2 separate regions of the Homo sapiens genome follow, and region 1 is linked to region 2. A link is an interaction called in ENCODE POLR2A ChIA-PET data of the cell type or tissue named here. Cell type or tissue: OCI-LY7. All regions are shown on one strand. Each heading gives the region's core, and the rest is flanking DNA. Links, peaks and the distances in the headings are about the cores only. Region 1 overlaps NAA30 (N-alpha-acetyltransferase 30, NatC catalytic subunit). Region 2 has its middle 30 kb from the start of CCDC198.

Region 1 (4,403 bases), core at 267-4,266, 63 kb after region 2:
ATTTCTTACTCATCAAGTAACAAATCCACTTGTTTCTTGTTTTGATACTATAATTTTTTAGTCAGCTCCAAATACATAGAAAATGAAAAAATTTTTTAGCTATACTGTTTTAACATATGTCTAATTCTGATATGAAAAGTTGGGAAACTTACAGTAAGACAAAATGAAAACATCAATTAGACTAGGAACAGTGCAGCATTATTTGGAGAAAAACATCTACCTTTCAATTCTGTGATTACTAATAACTGGCTGAATACTCTGAGCTTAAAATGACTAGTAACAACAAAGAACAATATAAACATGACTCAAGGTCACAAATTCTGTATACAGAATAGAAAGTAAAAATTGTTTGATGTGCACAGTAAGGTTTCACAGAGATTTCCAATGTATCTTTTTTTTTTTTTTTTTCCGGCCACGGAGCACAGTAAGGTTTCACGGAGATTTCCAAATGTATCTCTTTCTTTATGAGAGTCTCACTCTGTCTCCCAGGCTGGAAAGCAGCGGTGCAATCTTGGCTCACTGCAACTTCCACCTCTCGGGTTCAAGCGATTCTCCTGCCTCAGCCTCCCGAGTAGCTGGGACTATAGGCGTGTGGCACCACGCCCAGCTAATTTTCGTATTTTTAGTAGAGACGGGGTTTCACCATGTCGGCCAGGCTGATCTCCAACTCCTGACCTCAAGTGATCCGCCAGCCTTGGACTCCCAAAGTGCTGGGATTACAGGCGTGAGCCACAGTGCCTGGCCAAATGTACCTCTATTAAAAGGTTCACAGATTTTAAAATCTCTCTCTTTGTAAGAATTTTAAAAATAGCAGAATAACCTAAGTAGTAGAAAATCTAATTTAAAACCCTTCTGAAATGTCTTTCACAGATTTTCAGATAATTTGTCAAAATTTCTAAACCCTTTAAAAGAAAGGAAGGTTGGTCTAAATTAATGAAAGTGAAAGCACATGTTTATTTGCCTTTTCATTAATCGCTGTATTTTTGGAGATTTATCATTTCAAAGGCATTTTAACAACTTGGTTAACCCTAAAGATGCCTTTTTTTAAAAAAAATCCTACTATGAACAAAAATAAGACAATTGGTGTTTTTAGAAAGCACACAGAAAGTTCAGAGAGAAAGACAAGTTAATAACAATACAAGTCAAAATTTAAAAGTACTTAAACAAGAGAGAGAGGGATTACAAACATCATGCTGGAAGCACAGAACTGATCATTCAAAAAATATTTACAAAGCAGGTACTCTATCACAAATGTCACACTAAGCACTAAGAATACAGCAACAAACAAGAGAAGGCATCTCTGTCCTACATTGTGCTAAGGCACTGAACAAGTGAAATTAAGTGCAATAATTACAAAAAGAGTAGCAAAAATAACAGAAAAGTGAAATGGATTCTGTCCAGAAGGATCAAGAAAAACTTAAAGGAGTTGTTGGTATTTGAATTGGGTCTTAAAGACTAAAGTATTTTAACAAGCAAAGGAAAACCAAATAGCTACCATATCTTCTAAAGAGTAAACAAGAGTTCGTATGGCAAATTATTCGATCTGAATAACACTGGACACAGATAAGCAAAATTTTTATACCAAGACAAAGTTATCTAATCCAGAGACAGAGGTATTCACAAACTGCAAAACCATAATCATACAAAAGGAGAAAGTTCACAAAGCTATCCCTGATGTCAGCCTAAAGATTAAGTAACATTCATTGTTTCAAAAGAAAAAATGAATGAATCAGCATTAGCTTTTTAGGCTGGAAATGAAGTTTTTCTACCATAAAATATATCATTAATTTAGAATTTAACCTTGAGACCAAAACAATAAAAATCTTCATATCATTCCTGACATCTTTACATGAAAAGCCAACACTATCCAAACCTTTGAACAGTTAAACAAAAGCACATAGCCTGCCTCACAAGTAGTAACTTAGGATAGCAAGTAGGATAACTCAGAAAAGGTTTAATCATAGGGAACATAATACTCTCTGCTCTTAACACCCCTGTTCACTGGATCTGCAGAAGATCAAAACATGATCTATTATCCCGAAGATTTCTCCAAGCTGTTAAGCAACTTTTGTGAAACCTGACTTTTCTCGATGAGCTGACAAGCAGTGTGGCTATGGTCCAAACATGGACCTATACTCATGAACATATCTGATCCAATTCTCTCCTCGAAATTTCAGTTACCAGTCATGTAAAGCTTTGGCGACTGCACCTTTTGCATTATAATATTAAAAGCTGTGAACAATGTGAGATCCTTCAACACCTGTGAATTATTTCTTTGGAGTAAAATTAGATATTTTTAAATCCCAGGATGACTTCACTGTGCCACCCACTATGTCTGTAGGCCTTCTCATATAACCACCACTTAGAATGGATCTGTCAGAATAGAGCCTAATGTGAACAAGGAGCCTGAGAATGCTCAGCAGTAAATCTCTGTATTCTAACACGGAAATGCATTCATGAGATATTGTTAAAAGAAAAAAGCAATTATTATTGCTAATAATTATTGAATAAGAATTACTTCATTTGTATTTTTAAAAACTATATATTTGCACATAGGTGTGTTTAAAAAATGAGAGAAAGCATTTCAAACAGTTAACAGTAGCAACAGGCCAGGAGCAACGGCTCATGCCTGTAATCACAACACTTGAGAGGCTGAGGTGGAAGGATCACCTGAGGCCAGGAGCTGGAGTGGTCTCCAGCTGGACAACATAGCAAGACTCCCATCTCTACAAAAACAAAAAAAAAACAAAAAAAAACCCCACAACAACAAACAACAACAAAAAACAGTAGCTATCAATGGAAAGATGGATAAAGAGTTGAAAAGCATGAGAATGGTAGAAGGGACTTTGTTAACAAAAACACATGCATACATATATCATATATGCTGACTGTGTATAAATTTTGTACCAAAACACTCCATTTCTTTTAAGTCACTAAACAAATTATTTATTAAGGTCAACCTTTTAAAAAAACTTACCCAATTTCACATATTTTGAGAATTCTCTAAGGCACATCTGACCTCTAATAATAAAGACAATTGCTACTTCTATTACTCATAAAAGTACTAGTACAACTTTGCTCCTCCTTAGTCACCACTGCTATGTTAAAGACATCTATACTTCTCTAGTTTATACTTGTTCCCTTCCACACTGTGCAACAGTAAATGTTAACATTCCCAATCATCACCAATATTTATCATGCACCTACTATATGTAGAAACACCGTGCAGTAGGATACAAAGAAATATCTGCCATCAGACCTTACAAACAAGCTGAAGAGAGAAAATGCTCTTATGTTAATGCGCAGATAGCTCTACTCTTTAAAAGTGGTTGTCTTCCCCCTAGCCAACATTGTCATTATTTAATTCTGAAAAGATTATTTTCAAGTGTGAAATGTCCTCCATATAGACTGACAGTTTCCCATTGTCAGAAACTAAGGCCAATATGTAAGCAAATTATAACAGAGTCTGTAATAAGAGCTACCTTAAATAACTGATGATAAAGCCTCTGAATACCAAAATTGTGTACTGAAAATGTCTAAGATTCCCCCCACACATTTTGAAGAAATTTTAGCTCCATTTTAAAATTTGTTCTAGGTCAAAAATTCATGTGTTTTTAAATGGAATATAATTTTCCCCACAAGCTGCATTTGTATAGTAACACTGCAATGAAATCTGCAATAAATTATAAAATATTTATTAAAAATACCCAGAAAGAATAATGCCCAGATAAAAAATATTAAACATTTTTAAAGACTTACCTCATCACAGTCTCCCTCAACCATGGCATATATAGCTTTCTTAACCAAGTTAGTACCTAGAATATAGATCTGAGTATTAATGAAGGAAAAATGTATTTCTTAAAGATAACCTAAATTATAATATTCGTAAGCACAGAAATGTCAAATGCTAGTTTCTATCTTGAATCCAGATACACGGATTACCTCAAATTAAATGGGAAAAATTTTAGCTATAAGCTAAGAGAAGCCAACAGAACCTATACATAACAGTATGTTTCCTCTTGAAAGACCTATCTCCCAATATACTCCTTTTTCTCAGACATAATTATTTGCCACAAGCAGGAGTTTGTTCTATTGTGTTTGAAAGCAGTAGGAAAGCGAAAGAGAAAAAGACAAGATATGGTATGGCCAGAACAACGCAGGAACTCCCCGTGAGTTGGCCAGAACTTACTGCATAACCCAAGCTGATCTCACCAAAGATCCTTCAAACTCCCCTGGACACAAGGGACAAGACAACCTCATCAGAACTGCTGTTACCCACAGTAGGTTCCTATAAACTTTACAGTGAGCACGATGAAGTCTGGCAAGTCTGGCACTCCCAATGATGTCAGTGGTGTGTCTGTACATGTCTAGCAAAATGTATCCTAGTTTAGGGTCAAATATAA
Region 2 (4,403 bases), core at 272-4,271:
CTGAGGAAAAACCATGAATGAAGGGAAGGTGTGAACCATGAGAAGATCCATGGAACAGGCTTTACAAACACCAGAAGAGCAGGTGCAAAGGTCCTGAGACAAGAATGAGCTTATAAGGTTCAAGAGCCAACAAGAAGGCCAGAATGACAGAGCGACCAAAGGAGAGACAAACAGGGATGATGTCAGAAAGCTGGTCAGGGCCCAGATGTGAGAAGCCCAGAGGAGCATGGTATGACAATGGGTTTGAAGTGTAATACAGTTTTAGAGTCAGAAAGGAATACTTGTGGTCTAGACTGATATCTCCAATATAATCATGAACAAAGGCAAACAGACCCACTAAAGTCACATGGCCATAGCTAGCTGACCTGGGGCTGACCCTGGACCCACTGAGCAATCAGAGAGGGCCTTGGTTTCTGCTGGTGGCAGGAAGCTCAGCGAGGAAGCTCAGGAGCAATGGGTGGCAGTGCTCTGCCCTGTAGGCCAGAGATGCAGAGAATGCTGACCTGTAGCAAAGAACCAGAGAGACCCACTGAGGCCTGACAGTACATCTGTTCCTCATTCCCAGTCCTTCCCAAGGCCCTGCTGCCCCCTGCCCTTCATTCTGAGACTGTATCCCTATCATAAATTGTGCTTTCTGCTTGGGCCAGCTCCAACCGATTTCTGCTTCTTAAAATCAAACAACTTCAACTAATAGATATCTTAAGCAGCAGCCACCTCCTTGCCTCATGACACAACAGCAGAGGCTGTGGTGTGCTGGAATCGGCATGAGTGGCCAGCACCAGCTCTCAAAAGGAACCATGAGGATCTCTTCCCAATCTGTGTTCAGTGATGCCATGCCGGCCATGGTGGGAACATTTACACCAGAAAAATTAGTGAATGTTGCAGATCAGGGCTTTTTTCAGAAAGCTGATATTAAGCATTTACTGACACAACTGGCTAGAAGTAAGACCCACCAGGCTCTGGAGCCAGAAGTCACAGCCCAGCTTGGCCAATCCCTCTCTTAGGTAATTATTTCACCTGTCTGGCCAGCATCCTCACTGTAAAATGGGGAAAAGGATAATGCCAACCTAACAGTGTGTTGTGGCAATGAAATAAGATAATACACATAAAGTGCTTAGAACAATGCCTGACACATAATAACTGCTCAATACACACTAGTTACCAAACAATGTTATTACCATTGAAATTAGGAATAAAATAAGATTTTGTGTGTGAGAGTGGTTCTAGAAGTCTAATCAGTTCAACAAGACAGAACAAAAGCCAGAAGTACACAACTACGGAACCATGAAAATAAATGCATCACAATTAGCAGGGGAAGTAATTATATGGCTGGACTACCCAAGGGAATCAACTGAAACATTTTTTGATTTAATAATGGAATTAAATGGGTGTTGGATAAAAGAACTATATTTTAAAATCAACAGCTTTTGCAAACCATTTCTCGGAATTTATCCAACAGAACACTGTGCAAAGACAAATGCTCAAGGGTAAATAGTGAGTTCACCGATCACAAGGGAGATGTCTCAGGGTACACTATCTTGGAATATCCTTTCTCTGTAACTCCAAGTCTCAAGCTCCCCTTTCCATTACTATTGAAAACTGTGCTCTTACCAATCCAGGGTACTTTTGTCACTCCTGGCTTGAAGTGCACCCTCAGGATTCTCTCCCACTCTCCCTTTTTCCTCCCCAGCCAGGGTCCATGGCTGGGGGAAGACACACAGGCCTTGATTATGGTGCTATCCTGGGGGCATGTGGGGAATAGCTCATTGGTGCCATCCTTTGTCCAAACTGGCCTCGACTGAACGATACCCATCTTGATGATCTTGGGCATCGGCCTTTCTCTCCTGAGCATCTACCCCAACCTCCCTGGCTGGTGTCACTTCCCACCATACTCTCAGCACTAGCCTTGTGTAATGATTGCTCAGGAAGAAGCCCAGTGGTTTTCTCCTGCTGAGATGGTCACCACCTCAGTCTAGAGGGTGTGACTCATCCTTAAATAATCAACTATATCTTCTATACAGTCCCTAAGGTAGGCTGTCCATGCCTCATGCTGTGCTAAGAAATCCCCATGGCTCTCAATTCTCAGCTCCCCTCCCCCTACTCTGCTTTGGAAGCCTTGGAAACTTCTTAAATATTCTCCATAACCTATGGGGCAGGGAGATGAGGGGCCTATCTCAGGCACTCTCTACCAAAACATGTCTTGCTGCCATTATTACTGTGCTGTAGTCCACAGATGTTGCCCTCCTGAAGTAGCAAACAGGTGGAGGCAACGTACCATGAAGCTCAGGAAGCTTCAGCTTCAAGGCCCCTCGTGCACACAGTCCTCTGCCCTGGGAGGAGCACTAGCAAATCATTTACATGAGTTTTCATTACAGTTCTCCAGGAGCAGACAAGGATGAAATGCAAGCAGTTTATGTTGGAGCTGATGCCACGAAATACCAGTAGAGGAGTAAAGTGAGACAGGGAAAGCTGCCAATCAAGGGGCATAATCAAGGAAGTTACTATTCTGGGTACCAGGCTTAATCCTGCTGGGGAATTCTGTGCCTCAAAGTTATCTCATCTATAGAAGAAGTATGCTGGGGTCTGATACACCACCTTTAGTCAGTCATTGGTTGATGGCTGCCAGAGCATGAGGGAAGAAGAATTAATTATCTGGTACTTCTTAAATGCCATGTATCCTCAGGTCTATCTGTGGAGAGAAGTTCTCAGGCTCACAGATACAGATGCTGGTAAAAGCCAAGCCAAATTAAGGCCTGTGGGGATACGATGGGGGCGCCAAGAGCTTACTACAACTTGGTTACATGTTTTTGTAAAATGTGCAAAAGTGGCCAGCGCGGTGGCTCATGCCTGTAATCCCAGCACTTTGGGAGGCCAAGGTAGGTGGATCATGAGGTCAGGAGATGGAGACCATCCCAGCTAACACGGGGAAACCCTGTCTCTACTAAAAATACAAAAAAATTAGCCAGGCGTGGTGGTGGGCACCTGTAGTGCCAGCTACTCTGGAGGCTGAGGCAGGAGAATCGCGTGAACCCGGGAGGCGGAGCTTGCAGTGAGCTGGGATCACGCCACTGCACTCCAACCTGGGTGACAGAGCAAGACTCTGTCTCAAAAAAAAAAAAAAAAAAAAAAAAAAAAAAAATCAGTGGTTGCCAGGGATTAGGGGAGAGAAAGAGTTGAATAGGTGGAACACAGAGGATTTTTAGGGCAATGAAACTACTCTGTAAGATACTACAATGGTGGATACATGTCATTATACATTTGTCAAAAACCCATAGAACGCACAACACCAAGAGTGAGCCCTCATGTAAACTATGGACTTTGGGTGAGCATTGCGTGTCAACATAGGCTCATCAGTTGTAACCAATATGCCACTCTGGTGGGAGATGTTGGTAACAGGGGAGGCTGTACATACGTGGGGGCAGGGATATTTGGGAAATCTCTGTACCTTTGTCTCAAATTTTCTATAAAACCAAAACTACTCCAAAAAAAGTCTAGTAAAAATAAAAAATTTTGGTTTATAAAGGCTATCATGTTTTCCCCTCCAATTTCCCCTCTGTCACACTTCCTTCCCCTTGGGTAGTATGTGAAAAGTACCAGCAGCTCTCAGAATCTGGCCAAAGGGAAGTCCAATTGGGGCTATACTCAGTTGGGGTATAGTGGGATATATTACGTGATTCCCAGTCCCTTCCATGTGTAGTTGTTATCTGTAACCATTGTGATGAAGGAATGGCTTGGAGGCACACCTCAGCTGCCCACTGACTCATCCAGAGATGTGAGACCAGGGATTGTGTTGCAATATGAACGTACCCTGCAGCACCTGGCACTGGAAGTATGGAAGTAGTGGAGGGGAGATGAAGTTCTAAATATGCAATGCCAAAAGCTAGTCAGTCTGTGGTACATCGGGCAGTTAATTAATAGAAATACTATATTGTATTTCTGTTTTCTGTGACATTTGTGGTATTTGTCAACTTTGTAAAATTTATAAACAAAACTTTTTTCTCATAATAAATATTGCTTTCAGTTCCAATTTTATATTCAGAATTTTTATTCTTTTTTCCTTTTTTTCTTTTTTGGTAGACATGAGGGTCTCCCTATGTTGCCCAAGCTAGTCTTGAACCCCTGGGCTCAAGCAATCCTCCTGCCTCAGCCTTCCAAAGTGCTGGGACTACAAGCATGAGTCATCATGCCTGGCCTACACTTTTTCTTAAAGAAGACACTCGAAAACATATGTTTCTGTCCAGCTTGCAGTCAGAGACAGAAGCTTTTCTGCTGTTAGATCAACAAATATTCCTAAGGGCAGGAGCGATAGTCAAAATATTTAACTATACTCATAGCATGGGCGGCAACCAATCAATGGCTCCAGCATGGTCCTCTAAACCTAACTTACTGAATCAGGATAAGCT

What was found. ChIA-PET counts read pairs that join two places held together with the same protein. Peaks named below come from ENCODE experiments on the same cell type or tissue, not always from the same donor. Only the 100,000 strongest peaks of a DNase experiment are listed, where the experiment ranks them.
Region 1: POLR2A ChIA-PET joins it to region 2 with 5 read pairs; 4 of 35 experiments call an interaction of 5 or more read pairs at or near these places.

Annotation. Positions count from the first base shown.
Region 1 is chr14:57,399,240-57,403,642 of GRCh38, reverse strand. NAA30 (N-alpha-acetyltransferase 30, NatC catalytic subunit) reads right to left here. Exons shown (of 5, transcript NM_001011713.3): 4 at 3,760-3,815. Among named protein-coding and RNA genes, the nearest start is that of NAA30, 11 kb to the right of the region's middle. In OCI-LY7, for the core only: no CTCF peak of the experiment used is centred there; no DNase peak of the experiment used is centred there.
Region 2 is chr14:57,462,117-57,466,519 of GRCh38, reverse strand. No RefSeq gene overlaps it. Among named protein-coding and RNA genes, the nearest start is that of CCDC198, 30 kb to the left of the region's middle. In OCI-LY7, for the core only: no CTCF peak of the experiment used is centred there; a DNase peak (open chromatin) is centred at 2,269; H3K4me3 peaks cover 1,331 bases; H3K27ac peaks cover 2,422 bases.